4 separate regions of the Homo sapiens genome follow, and regions 1, 2 and 4 are each linked to region 3. A link is a contact called in ENCODE Hi-C or POLR2A ChIA-PET data. All regions are on one chromosome and are shown on one strand. The core of a region is the stretch at or near the end of the contact, and the rest is flanking DNA. Distances in the headings are between cores, read along the strand shown.

Region 1 (2,700 bases), core at 195-2,694, 250 kb after region 3:
CCACCTTGCTTCTTTAACAGAGAAGGCAAAATAAACAGAGGAGGATTCCATGGTATAAAAAAGAAAAAAATACATTATTTATATTTAAATAAATAAAATTATTTATAGAGCATTATTTATATGTGTCAGTCTGCTGTGGGTCAGGTACTATGTTAGATTCTTTTATTTATTATTTTGTGGAATGAGATTTGTTTTTATATATGAGGAAAGAGGTTTTTCATAAAAGATGGAGCCAAGATTTAAAGCTAACTCATTTCATTCATTAGTTATCATATTTAGTCAACACATCATTTATTGAGTGCCTAAAATCTGACAGCACTGGGAAACAACAGAAGATGAGGTCACTGCACCCTAAAGGAGCATGTTCTCGTTTTTTCTTCTTATACCACTGCAACTGACCCGTCCACATTTCCTCACCTTCATTTCTGTGTGCATTGGCTGGACTTCCAGCTGTCAGCATCTGCAATTCTTTGCTTGGAAGCCCTTTGCCACAGTAATGACACCAAGAGCAACCCTCCATGACCAACTGGAGTTGGTACGTAAGCAGCTTAGTTCTTTCATCTCTCAGATGGGATGACTCTAAGGTGTATGTTTTCCACTAGCACCTAGAATTTCTTCAGAATCCAACTCCAGTTGCCCACAGTTGTAGCTGGCTTGATCAAACATCTATGTCAGCTGCCTTCCCTTTTCTACCTCATGTTCCCACTTCCTTGTCAGCTTTCTTTACCCCCAGGTAAACTACTTGCATTTGAAGTCTTGTCTCAGGGTCTGTTTCTGAGGAAATCCAAACTAAGATGACCACCATTTAGAGAATGCTTACTAAGGGATAGCCAGACCCTAAAGACTAATGTAGATCTATCTGTTTCCAAAATCTGTGATCTTTGGAGCATTGCACTGTACTATGGAATTCAAGCGGAAGGAATCCCATAGAATCTTACACTTAATCTTTTCTTGGGTACTAAGGAAAGTGGAAATCCATCCCTAGACAGGATATTTTGTAGTTCTCTCTTTCGGTCTTCACCCTCTCATGGGATGGGTGTGTTTTCTCTTTTCTCCACAGAATTGACTGAAAAGTCTCATTCTGCTTTTATCATCACTTCATTTCTCTGAATGAATCAAGCATCTCTGAATGAAATCAAGATTTTCTCCCTCCCGTCTGAGAGTAGGATCCACTCTCTTGTTCTATAGGTTCTCTTTTGTTCTATAGGTTAAGGGTTAAGGAAAATGTGACCCCCTTGAACAGAATAGATAGAGAAAATTATTCATTTGGGGATCTCTGAGGAGAGAAATTCTTTTCTAGAATTTTATTTATATTGCTTCTTTTCTTACTCAACTTATACTACAACATAGACTAAAAAGAAAAGTGGATACATAACTGTTTTTTTAAGTCCAGAATATTTGACAATATAATGTGGTAATGGTGTGAAGTTTTACACCTAAGCAGGCAATAGAATATGACACAGTTTCCGACCTACCCTGCCCTTGAAATAACAGAATAACTTTTTAACACTAACATGCGTTTCCTTGAATAACTTGTACCTCTGCCAAATTCCACACAAGAAGCTTCTTTTCTTCAGGGGCTGCTTCCCCACAATGTGAATATTCTTTGACTCACTATGTTGTCCATTTCCAATTTCCTTGTTTTTTGCTTGAGTTCACTGAAGACTGACAAACAGTAGCTTCACGTGACAGCCATTAGTCTGCTTTAAACCTCAGCTTGATCTTGAATGGATAGAATAATGAATAGATTTTGTGTCATATAATTCATGTTGTCAGTTATATGAAATTGGCAGTTAAAGAGAAACTAAATATGCTTCCAGTCCTCTCTTTTCTAAATTCATATTTGAATATAATAATGTGAAAGGCATTGTTCCTTCTTTTAGTTAAAGCATTTTTGTAGCAGTCTGAACTGTGAATAATAGAGAAACATATGCTCTATTAAAAAATAGAAGGTGAGGAAGATAAGTGTTTTACTCTTTGTATTAAGAATTAACAAGTGGTTTTAAAAATTGAGCTTGTATGTGTGTGTGAGCACAGGGAGGGGTATTTCATCATAATGAGGGAGGCCTTGGCAACTTAGTGTTCGTTTTAACTCCATTGATTGCCGAACACATTCATGCCTGCTCTAGCTCCAGGGAGGCTGTGGAACAGGAAATAAGAGATTCAAAAAGCAGCACAGAAGAAAATCATCTCCTCTCCTTCCATCTCCCAAGCAGAGAAAAATATGCTTTCTTTTTTGTCAAAATTGCTTGGTTTGTCCTATTATGCTGTCATTTCAGAGAGATTAAAAGTATACTTTTTCATACATTGCAAGTGGGAATGTAAAATGGTGCAGCCACTTTGGAGAAACAGATGGCCATTTCTTAAAATATTAAACATAGAGTTACCATATCACCCAACAGTTCTACTCTGAAGTATATACCCAGCAGAAATAAAAACATATATCTGTACAGAGACTCATACTCAAATGTTCATAGCCTCATTGTTCACAATTTTTCATAAATAGAAAAAATCCAAATGCCCATCAACTGAATAAACAAAATGTGGTATAGCCATATAATGGAATACTATTTGGCAATAAGAAGGAACTGAGTTACAACATGTATGAACTTTGAAAATATTATGCTCAGTGAAAGACACCAGACACAAAGGAACATATTTAACTCCACATATATGAGATACCCAGAAAAGGCAATTCTA
Region 2 (2,700 bases), core at 53-2,552, 140 kb before region 3:
TGTCTTTCTGTTTCTTAGGCCAAAAAGAAAAAAGAAAACCAATATTTAAGAGGTGAGAAAAGTAACAGGAATTTCCTATCTATTTATACACATACACACAAACACAACAAACCTGTAGTCTTTGCTGCAGAAGCAGCTTGTTTTTCATTCCATAGGGTATTTTTTTTTCTGTGCATTGAATTAAAATTTGTAAACAGCAGGAATTGTGGCTTGTTAAAAGAAAAACCTTAGACAAATTAAATTTAGCAGAGCTTAATTGAGCAAAGAATGATTTGTGAATTGGGTAGCCCCTCAACCAGAATAGAGAGGTTCCAGAGCTCTGTGTGGTGAAAGAAGATTATGGATAGAAAAAGGAAAGTGACGTAGAGAAAATGGAAGTGAGGTACGGAAACAGCTGGATTGATTACAGCTTGAAGTTTGCCTTATCTGAGCATAGGTTGAACAGCTGGCTGTCCTTGATTGGCTGAAACTTGGTGATTGGCACAAGAGTAGATTACAGTCTGTTTACACATCCAGTTAGGTTACAGTTCACTGTGTATGAAGAAACCTTTAGGTTATAGTTCACAATGTATGGAGAAACCTTTAGGTTATAGTTCACAATGTATGGAGAAACCTTTAGACTGAACTTAAAATATGTAAAGAGACAGCTTTAGGCTAAACTTAATTTAACAGACTTTTTGGTTGCCTTTGGATTGGTGGGGCAGGGGAAGAATCTAATAGCAGATATTTGCTTTGCAAGGTCCAAAGATCAATTTTGTTTTCTTGCTGTCTTCTCGTTATTTTCTCTTGTTTTTTTTTCTTTTTTTTTTCCTGAGCTTTATTTGCATCTCCAGTCCTTTTCTCTATCCTTACTTTTTAATTGACTATAATATGGAATTGAATTTTTTAAAAAATCTGTTAAATTTATTTTTAAAAGTTTATTTCTTGGTCTTGCATTTAAAAGGCTGTGAATTGAACCTTTCTTCTTTAACTAAAAAAAACTGTAATTAAGTGGCTTTTTTCTTAAATATGTTCTCAACTAATTTTCCTCCTTGTAGGTAGCTTAAAGGAAAAAGAAATGTCCTTTCAGTACTCTCATTACATATTCAGGCAATCCCAATTTGTATGGACAACTAAATTAAAGTAACAAGTGACTCTGACAATTTAGAGAAATGAATTAGTAAAGTTTAGTAGCATTAAGCACAGGAGGATTTACTTAAGAGAAAAAGCAGGCAAACTTTATAAACACAAGTTGGAGAACTATCAAGTTTGTACATGTCTCACAGAGATGAAGAATACAGAATAAACCACTGGCCAAATATAAGTTAGATATGTAACACTAACACATAGAATTAGCAAAGAGGATGTTGTGGGTTTATATGGAAGAAATCTGTTTGTGAGTCACTGGTTAGGAAATCAGAACCTACTTTCCTATAGATGTCAAATGGTAAGGGTGATTGTTCAGTCTGAGAGGTCCCTCCAGGGCAAGGAACCTTGTCTAATTTATCTTCCATCTCATCCTGTTGCCTTGCATGGAGTCAGGTCTTAAAAAACTCATTTCCGTAGTTCCTGGTTTATAAAGTCTAATTAACATGTAAGATACCCCAAATTCAAGCCTTTGTCCTATTTTCTTCTTAACCTACTGATGTCAGATGTTTTTCTATTTTGGAACATAATACTGTTGTAGAATATTGTGGAATCATAAGTTACTGATTAAGTTACTGATATCATAAGTACATTGGTAATATATAACCAAGCCCAAAGAACCCTTATTTCATATCAGTTTGATTTATTTTGGCTGTGACAATCAACTGTTTTCTCTCTCATGAAAATCTCTTTTCTTGAGGCTTCTTATTCTCCTTCTCAATCTCCTTCTTGAAATCTTGTCTCTCTCTGCACCTAAATGCTAGTGTTCTCTAGGGTATTATGCTCTCTATCTGCAAGCCTACACACCTATTGGCTAACATGGTAGGCAGAATAATTATTCCCCAAAGATTTCCATGCCCTAATTCCTGGAATCTGTGAATATGTTATATTACATGGCAAAAGGAACACTGGACTTATATTATGGACCTCAAAATACATATATACATTGGGTGGACCCACTGTAATAACATGGGCACTTAAAAGAGGAAGAGGAAGACAGAGCAGTCAGTTAGAGAGATGCAGTGGAAGAGGCAGGAGGTATTTGATTATGAGAGATTCCACTTGCTGTTATTGGCTTTGAAGATGGAGAAAGTGGACCACAAACCAAGGAATGTGGGTGGCCTCTGGAGTCTGTGAATAGCCCTCAGCTGACAGTCAACAAGGAAACACAGGTCTCAATCTTAAGTCTTCAAGAAACTGCATTCTGCTAACAACCCGAATGAGCAAAGAAATTGATTCTCTTTTAGACTCTCAGAAAGTAACTTAGCCCTGCCAACACTTTGATTTTAGCCTACAGAGATCTATGTTAGGCTTCTGATCTAGGAACTTTAAGATAAGAAATGTGTATTATTTTAAGCCACTAAGTCATGATAGTTTGCACAGCAACAGTAACAAACTATTGCAGCTAATGACTCTCAAATTTAAATGACTATCTCAGATCTTTCTCTGAACTAGTCAGTTGCCTATTGGATAGCTTCTCTACAGTATCTGGCTGGAACCTCAAACTCATTACATTGAGATAAAACTCTTTTCCCTAAAACCTGCTCATATTTTTTATCTTGATGTTGCTCCTAA
Region 3 (2,700 bases), core at 75-2,574:
GAACTTGTTCCTCCAACTTTCAGGATAGAAATAAACATTTAGTACATTTGACTTCTTAATGAAACAAAGCAAATGAAAAACAAGAACAATAAAAACTGTCCTTGGCAGCATGCCAGAGTCATAACCAACCCAGACCATGTTACAGCTGGGGCTTCTCCTCTGTCTCCCTCCACCCCCACAGCCCTTCTCTGCCTGGCCACTTCTTAGTTGAGTCACCAGCACTCAGACAAATCCTCATAGCCCCTTTTACTCCCTTCAAATCTTGCCCTCAAGAGTGGTGGCTTTTCCTGCTGCTTTCATATGTCTCTTTTCCTCCACCTTACAAGTTGGATGTTTGTCAGGAAACCCTCTGTCAATCCCAGAGTAGATCACGTGCTGGAGAGTGAGTGAGTGTGTGTGTGTGTGTGTGTGTGTGTGTGTGTGCTCATGCGAATGCACTAAGTAGGAAGAGAGATGGGGAATGAGAGAACAGAGGGAAGTTGTAAATACAGCTGCTAACATTTCTAAAACAGTGTGTCTTTATTTTTATTTTCTCACTTTCAGCTCAGAGAATGGCAGTTACTATTCAGTTACCATTACTGCCACGCCAGCTGCAATCTACTGTGAGTCTGCTAAAGTCAGGTGCTATGCTAGGGGCTTTATAATGTACCTTATCTCTGAGTTTTACACTGACACTACAAAATAAAAATCCCCATTTTGCAGACAAAGAAATGGTGGCACTGGCTGTCCCAAGTCACAAAGCCAGTAAATGAAATCAAATCTGACCAAGTCCAGGAGTGCAGATTTACTCACCCATCCAGCAGCTGCCACCCCATGGCACCCTGAGGGTAGAGTTGCCAGATTTAGCAAATAAAACCTGGGATACCCAGTTAAATTTGTATTTCAGATAAACAACAAATAATTTTATAATATAATTATGTCCCAAATATTGCATGGGCTACATCAAAAATGTTTTTATTCATAGGAGATGCATGCTGAAGGATTTAGGAACAAAGTGTGTGATATCTACAACTTACTTCAAATAATTCAAGAAAAAGTGCATCAGAGAGATAAATATGGCAGGACATTAACAACTGATACATCGGACTGAACCGAAATATCACACGAGACAGACTCATACTAAAATGTTATTTGTTATCTGAAATTCAAATTTAACTGGTTGTCCTGTATTTTATTTTATTTGGCAACTCTAGCCCAGAGGGACAGTGAAACTATGGAGAAGCCATAAGTTGGACTCTGAACTCTCAGGGTTTCCTCGAGTGTTACCCGTGCCATCTGGAGGAAAGGAAACTAGGGCAGCTGCGTGAGGTCACTGTCAGCTCCTAGTAAGGAGCCCACAGGTGAGGAACCGAAAAAGGGAGAGTTCAACTCTAGAGTTTCCAGGCAGCCGCGCAGCCCCAGTATGCTAATGGGTCCAAAGAAAGCACCTCAACCTCCTGCCACAAGATGGCCCAGAGAGGGCTCTGTTTTGACTTAAACTTTTAATTTCTGCCCCTTCTATTTCTGATCCTCAGGGCATTCAAGTGTGCACTCCCAGGAGCTTGCTCGGCAAAGGAAGGCCTGAGAAACTAACAAATAATAACCTCAGCCTCAAGACCGCGGACTGTCTGGCACAGGAAGTTATTCATTCCGCCAGATACAACGAGCTAGTGTCCCCCTCAAAGGCGCCCTTTGCCAGTCTGAACAGAAAGCCATGGCTTGGGAACAACTGATCTTCCTCACCGAGGGTTCTGCTGTGGTGATGACAGCCACCAGACAAACCTTGTAATCAGCTGAGTCTTCTTAGTTACACTAAATGAAAAAGCAACATAAGGCCTTAAATCAGTTTTACAGTGTGACTCTGGATATTAAGAGTGGCACTGTGGAGTCACAATATAACTGTTGCTTATTAGTTTTAACCAAGACGAACATAATGAATTTTTCCACGCACAATACTGTGGCACTACCACTAAAACAAAATACTGGAAAATTATCAAGTTCTATGGTGAATTCACAGTGTCAACAGCTAAATTAATAATTGGACTAAAAAACATACTTTTCAGTTAATCACCCAATATGTACCTACTGAGAGCTTTCTATGTGCCCGGACTATGCCCTGCAAACAGGCATAGGCCCTGTCTGTAAGAAGAAATTTAGCTAAGGACACAAAACCAACATGCATGTAACAGGGAGTGAAAAATTATGTGCAAGACTCAGTAATTCAGCCTAACAAACAGCTTATGCCTGAAATTATTTAGATCCTTCCAGTAGCATGGATCTGTGATAAAATTCCCCCATCTAAACATCTCACAGGCTGCTCCAAGACAACATGACCAAAATGGACTCATGATTTTCTCCCCTAGTTGATCACTAAGTCCTGCTGATTTCACCTCCTCCTCTTCCCCATTTCTACCCCAAGGCACATTTCATCATTGGCTTGGACTGTGACAATACTGTATGTAGGCTCCTAACTGGTCTCCCTCTCTCCAGCCTTTTTCCTTTCAAATGCTTCATCCATCTCAGGCTTCAGAGAAGCCTGTCAAAAGTGCCTAAGGGAACAGATACTCCACCCCTGCTCAAAGGATAAAGTCCACAGTCCTTGACCTGTTGTGATCTGATGCAACTGCGTCACCTGTCGCTGTCTTTTCCTGGTAGGCACTTTATGCACCAGTAACACGCAACCATCTACTGTTACCTAGCACCCACCACACAAGTTCTCAG
Region 4 (2,700 bases), core at 99-2,598, 220 kb after region 3:
ATTTACAGGTTTCAGGGATTAGGACCTGACATATTTGAGTGGCCACTGCTCAGCCTACCATATAATTTGGGGCCATCTAGCTGGGGGACGGGTGGATCACAAGAGGCCCTGTTTAATAAATGGTGGAGGTCTAAAGTGGCTCACTCATAACATACTAGATAAAACTAAGTCCTCATTGTAAATGCACAACAACAGTAAGGGCTTTGCATACATACAAATAAATTGCTGTCCTCAATTTGTTTTGGGAGTATAATATTAACTCTATGGCATGGAAACCATTTCACCCACAACACAAGTAAGATAACCGCACTAAGATTAAAAGCAATGAGCGCAGTACAGAGATAGGAGGACCACATCTCTCTCAGCACTCCTGCACCCTTACCTGATGAGCTTCCGCACAGAGAAACAGTCCTACCTAGCATGTCTCTGGGATATGTGGAAGCCCTGGTCCTTTCCCCACACGCCCCCGCCATACCCGGCCACAACGCCTTAATCTCCTGCTGAGAGAAGCAGCAAGAACTGGTTGCCAGTCAAAAAACCTGGGCAACAGCCGACCTCACTTCTACTTTCCCCTGACGTTGGAGTTCAGCATGAGGCACAAACAAAACCTGGAGCAGCCTGAGTGGGGCCTGGAGCAGAGTGCTGTGGAAAAGGATGGAGACTTTCCAGAACTCATTGTGTTGCTGATTGATGCTGATAATGAGGGAAAGCTCTGACCCCCACATGTGGTTTAAAGACAGGGCTCAAGCTGAAAGGGCCCTTGCGCCGGCATTTAACACCATTCCGTCTTGGATGCGAGGCTGTCCTCTCTACCACCAAGTCTTCCCCATCTCCTCCCCCTGTTCGCGGCAGCGCGGTAGACACAGAGTCAGCAGTCACGTTGGGGCAGGTTACTCGGTGATTCTCTTCCCCACAAATCAAATCAGTTTGCGCAGGCCCCTGTGTTCTTCAAGGTCCAGGTTTCAGCGCCACCGTCCCCAGGGGTCTTGCAATCCCCTAAAACAACAGCAGCTCATTCCAGTAAAGAAACAATTTATTGGGCATCTTCCATGTGCAGAACAAACACGAGGCACCGGAAGATTCCAGAAATGAACACGAGTCGCTCCGGGTCCTCAGAAGAACCCCACTCCCACCCCACCATCCTCGTCTCCCGGGCCGCGCCCCGCTTGTACCTGCAACCAACACCTAATCCTAAGACACCGGCCACATCTCCGCGGGGCGCCGGCGGGCGCAGCGGCCCCACCTACGTCGACCTGGCGGCTGGGACGGGGCGGCTCCCCACTCTTCGCCCCTAGGCCCCGCGGAGGCTGCGGGGCGGCTCCTCCTCCTCGGCTGCGGCGCCGGAAGCTGCCCGCGCCCGTCACTCCTCGCGGCTGTGGCGCTCGGGGCGCTGCCCAGTCCGCGCGAGCCGCGTGGGTGACGGTTAGGACGCTCTGCGAGGCTTCGTAGTTGGGGGAGGGGAGGAGGGGGGTGCTCGGCAGCTGCCCGGCGGGGACCCCTCCCGCGCCTGCGACTCCGCCCGCCGGACGCCGTCGCTGGGGCATCCGAGCGTCGAAGTCCCCACCACCGCCCGGGCGCCCTAAGGAGTGGGGGTGTACCCAGCCCGGAGTCAAATCCTGGAGCCCTGCCCCAGAAACTACCCTGGGTTCGGACCTGCACCCGGCGCCCTCTGCCGCTTCTCCCACAGCCTCCTAACTGGTCTCCGGCCCTACTCTTGCCCCCACCCGAGCGCCTCGGGCCACTCTCGTAGCTGTCCCCACCGTGGTCTTCCCAGATAACTCACTGACCCGCACCAGTCTGAGCTCTTACCTGCCAAAGAGTCAAGCCCAATCTGGAGTTGCCCGCCGGGCCTCCTACTCTGACACCCCCACCCGGCCCCACCTCACCCCCCCCTCCCATTCCCACTCCTGGCATTCCCATTTGACCATTTCAAGTTAACAGAATTCACATTTTGCAGCTCTGTTTTCTCTGTCCCCGAATGTTCAAGTTCAAACGTGTTCTCGGCATAGCTGACCCTTCTGCCTCTGGAGACTTGTTCCCTCCGCTGTGCTACAGTTACCCTCTGTCATTATCTCTAATATAGAATTTATCAGATTTTGCTGCCCAAATTATCGATCAAATGGAACGCATCCAGAAAGGCCAGTGTCTGATAGATGCAGCCTGAGGCATTTAATTCTGCTAGCAATCACATTGTGCAGACACCTACAGCAAATAACTTTTTATGTATAAGTTGATTAGAAATATTAGTAAGTCTTACATTAAATAATGTAGCTACAAATTTTAATAAAAATAGATTAAATGCCATTAAAGATTGTTTATCATATCTTTGTAGTTAATCCATTTATTGGCTTATAGAGATCTAGGATTAGCTATAGAATCGAGCATTTTTAACAGGAAGTGAAACCATAAGTATTACATAGAAAGGTAAATAATTTAGGTCTTGTGGTTGGACAAAAAGCAATTTCTAATTTTTTCTTTTTTCTATCAAAACATGAGTGTTCAATGACATAAAAATTTTCCATACCTAATACATGGTTTCCATTGGTGTCTCATTTTGTGCTTGTACCCTGGACACACACAAAAAGGTTTTTTTCTTTTCAACGTCTTTAATTAAAAGGTGTGTTAATTAGTGTAGCATGAAATTATCTACACCCACATATATGTACGAAAAGTTATGTGCCCCTGATTTTACTATAAAAT

The links. A loop is a pair of places that touch in the nucleus more often than their neighbours do. ChIA-PET counts read pairs that join two places held with the same protein, here RNA polymerase II (POLR2A). Pooled maps may share reads with other maps.
Region 1: a map with no recorded cell type shows a loop between it and region 3 (16-fold over the local background). The contact joins two enhancer-like sites. A Hi-C loop is called at or near these places in 6 of 37 single-sample maps with no recorded cell type and 4 of 50 pooled maps.
Region 2: a loop to region 3 is called in a map with no recorded cell type, with 9 times the contacts of the local background. The contact joins two enhancer-like sites. A Hi-C loop is called at or near these places in 17 of 37 single-sample maps with no recorded cell type and 5 of 50 pooled maps. POLR2A ChIA-PET finds 5 or more read pairs at or near these places in 2 of 52 experiments (activated B cell and activated T-cell).
Region 4: a pooled map shows a loop between it and region 3 (2.3-fold over the local background). The contact joins the promoter of CCDC158 here to the enhancer-like site in region 3. A Hi-C loop is called at or near these places in 14 of 168 maps with a recorded cell type or tissue (MCF 10A, PC-3, Right ventricle myocardium inferior and 10 more), 16 of 37 single-sample maps with no recorded cell type and 24 of 50 pooled maps.

Annotation. Positions count from the first base shown.
Region 1 is chr4:76,447,972-76,450,671 of GRCh38, forward strand. All of the region lies in intron 1 of SHROOM3 (shroom family member 3), which reads left to right. Among named protein-coding and RNA genes, the nearest start is that of SHROOM3, 14 kb to the left of the region's middle. Within about 2 kb of position 1,445, at least 3 of the 41 ENCODE cell types and tissues checked have a DNase peak (open chromatin) inside an H3K27ac peak, as active enhancers do.
Region 2 is chr4:76,058,574-76,061,273 of GRCh38, forward strand. It overlaps a transcript of ART3 not described here. Among named protein-coding and RNA genes, the nearest start is that of ART3, 15 kb to the right of the region's middle. Within about 2 kb of position 1,303, at least 4 of the 41 ENCODE cell types and tissues checked have a DNase peak (open chromatin) inside an H3K27ac peak, as active enhancers do.
Region 3 is chr4:76,198,452-76,201,151 of GRCh38, forward strand. The region is part of intron 1 of SCARB2 (scavenger receptor class B member 2); the gene reads right to left. Among named protein-coding and RNA genes, the nearest start is that of SCARB2, 14 kb to the right of the region's middle. RefSeq lists enhancers at 1,390-1,579, 1,600-1,659. Within about 2 kb of position 1,325, at least 15 of the 41 ENCODE cell types and tissues checked have a DNase peak (open chromatin) inside an H3K27ac peak, as active enhancers do; they include dorsolateral prefrontal cortex, heart right ventricle and sigmoid colon, where a contact is called at or near this core.
Region 4 is chr4:76,419,793-76,422,492 of GRCh38, forward strand. CCDC158 (coiled-coil domain containing 158) reads right to left here and starts at 1,349. Exons shown (of 25, transcript NM_001394954.1): 1 at 1,173-1,349.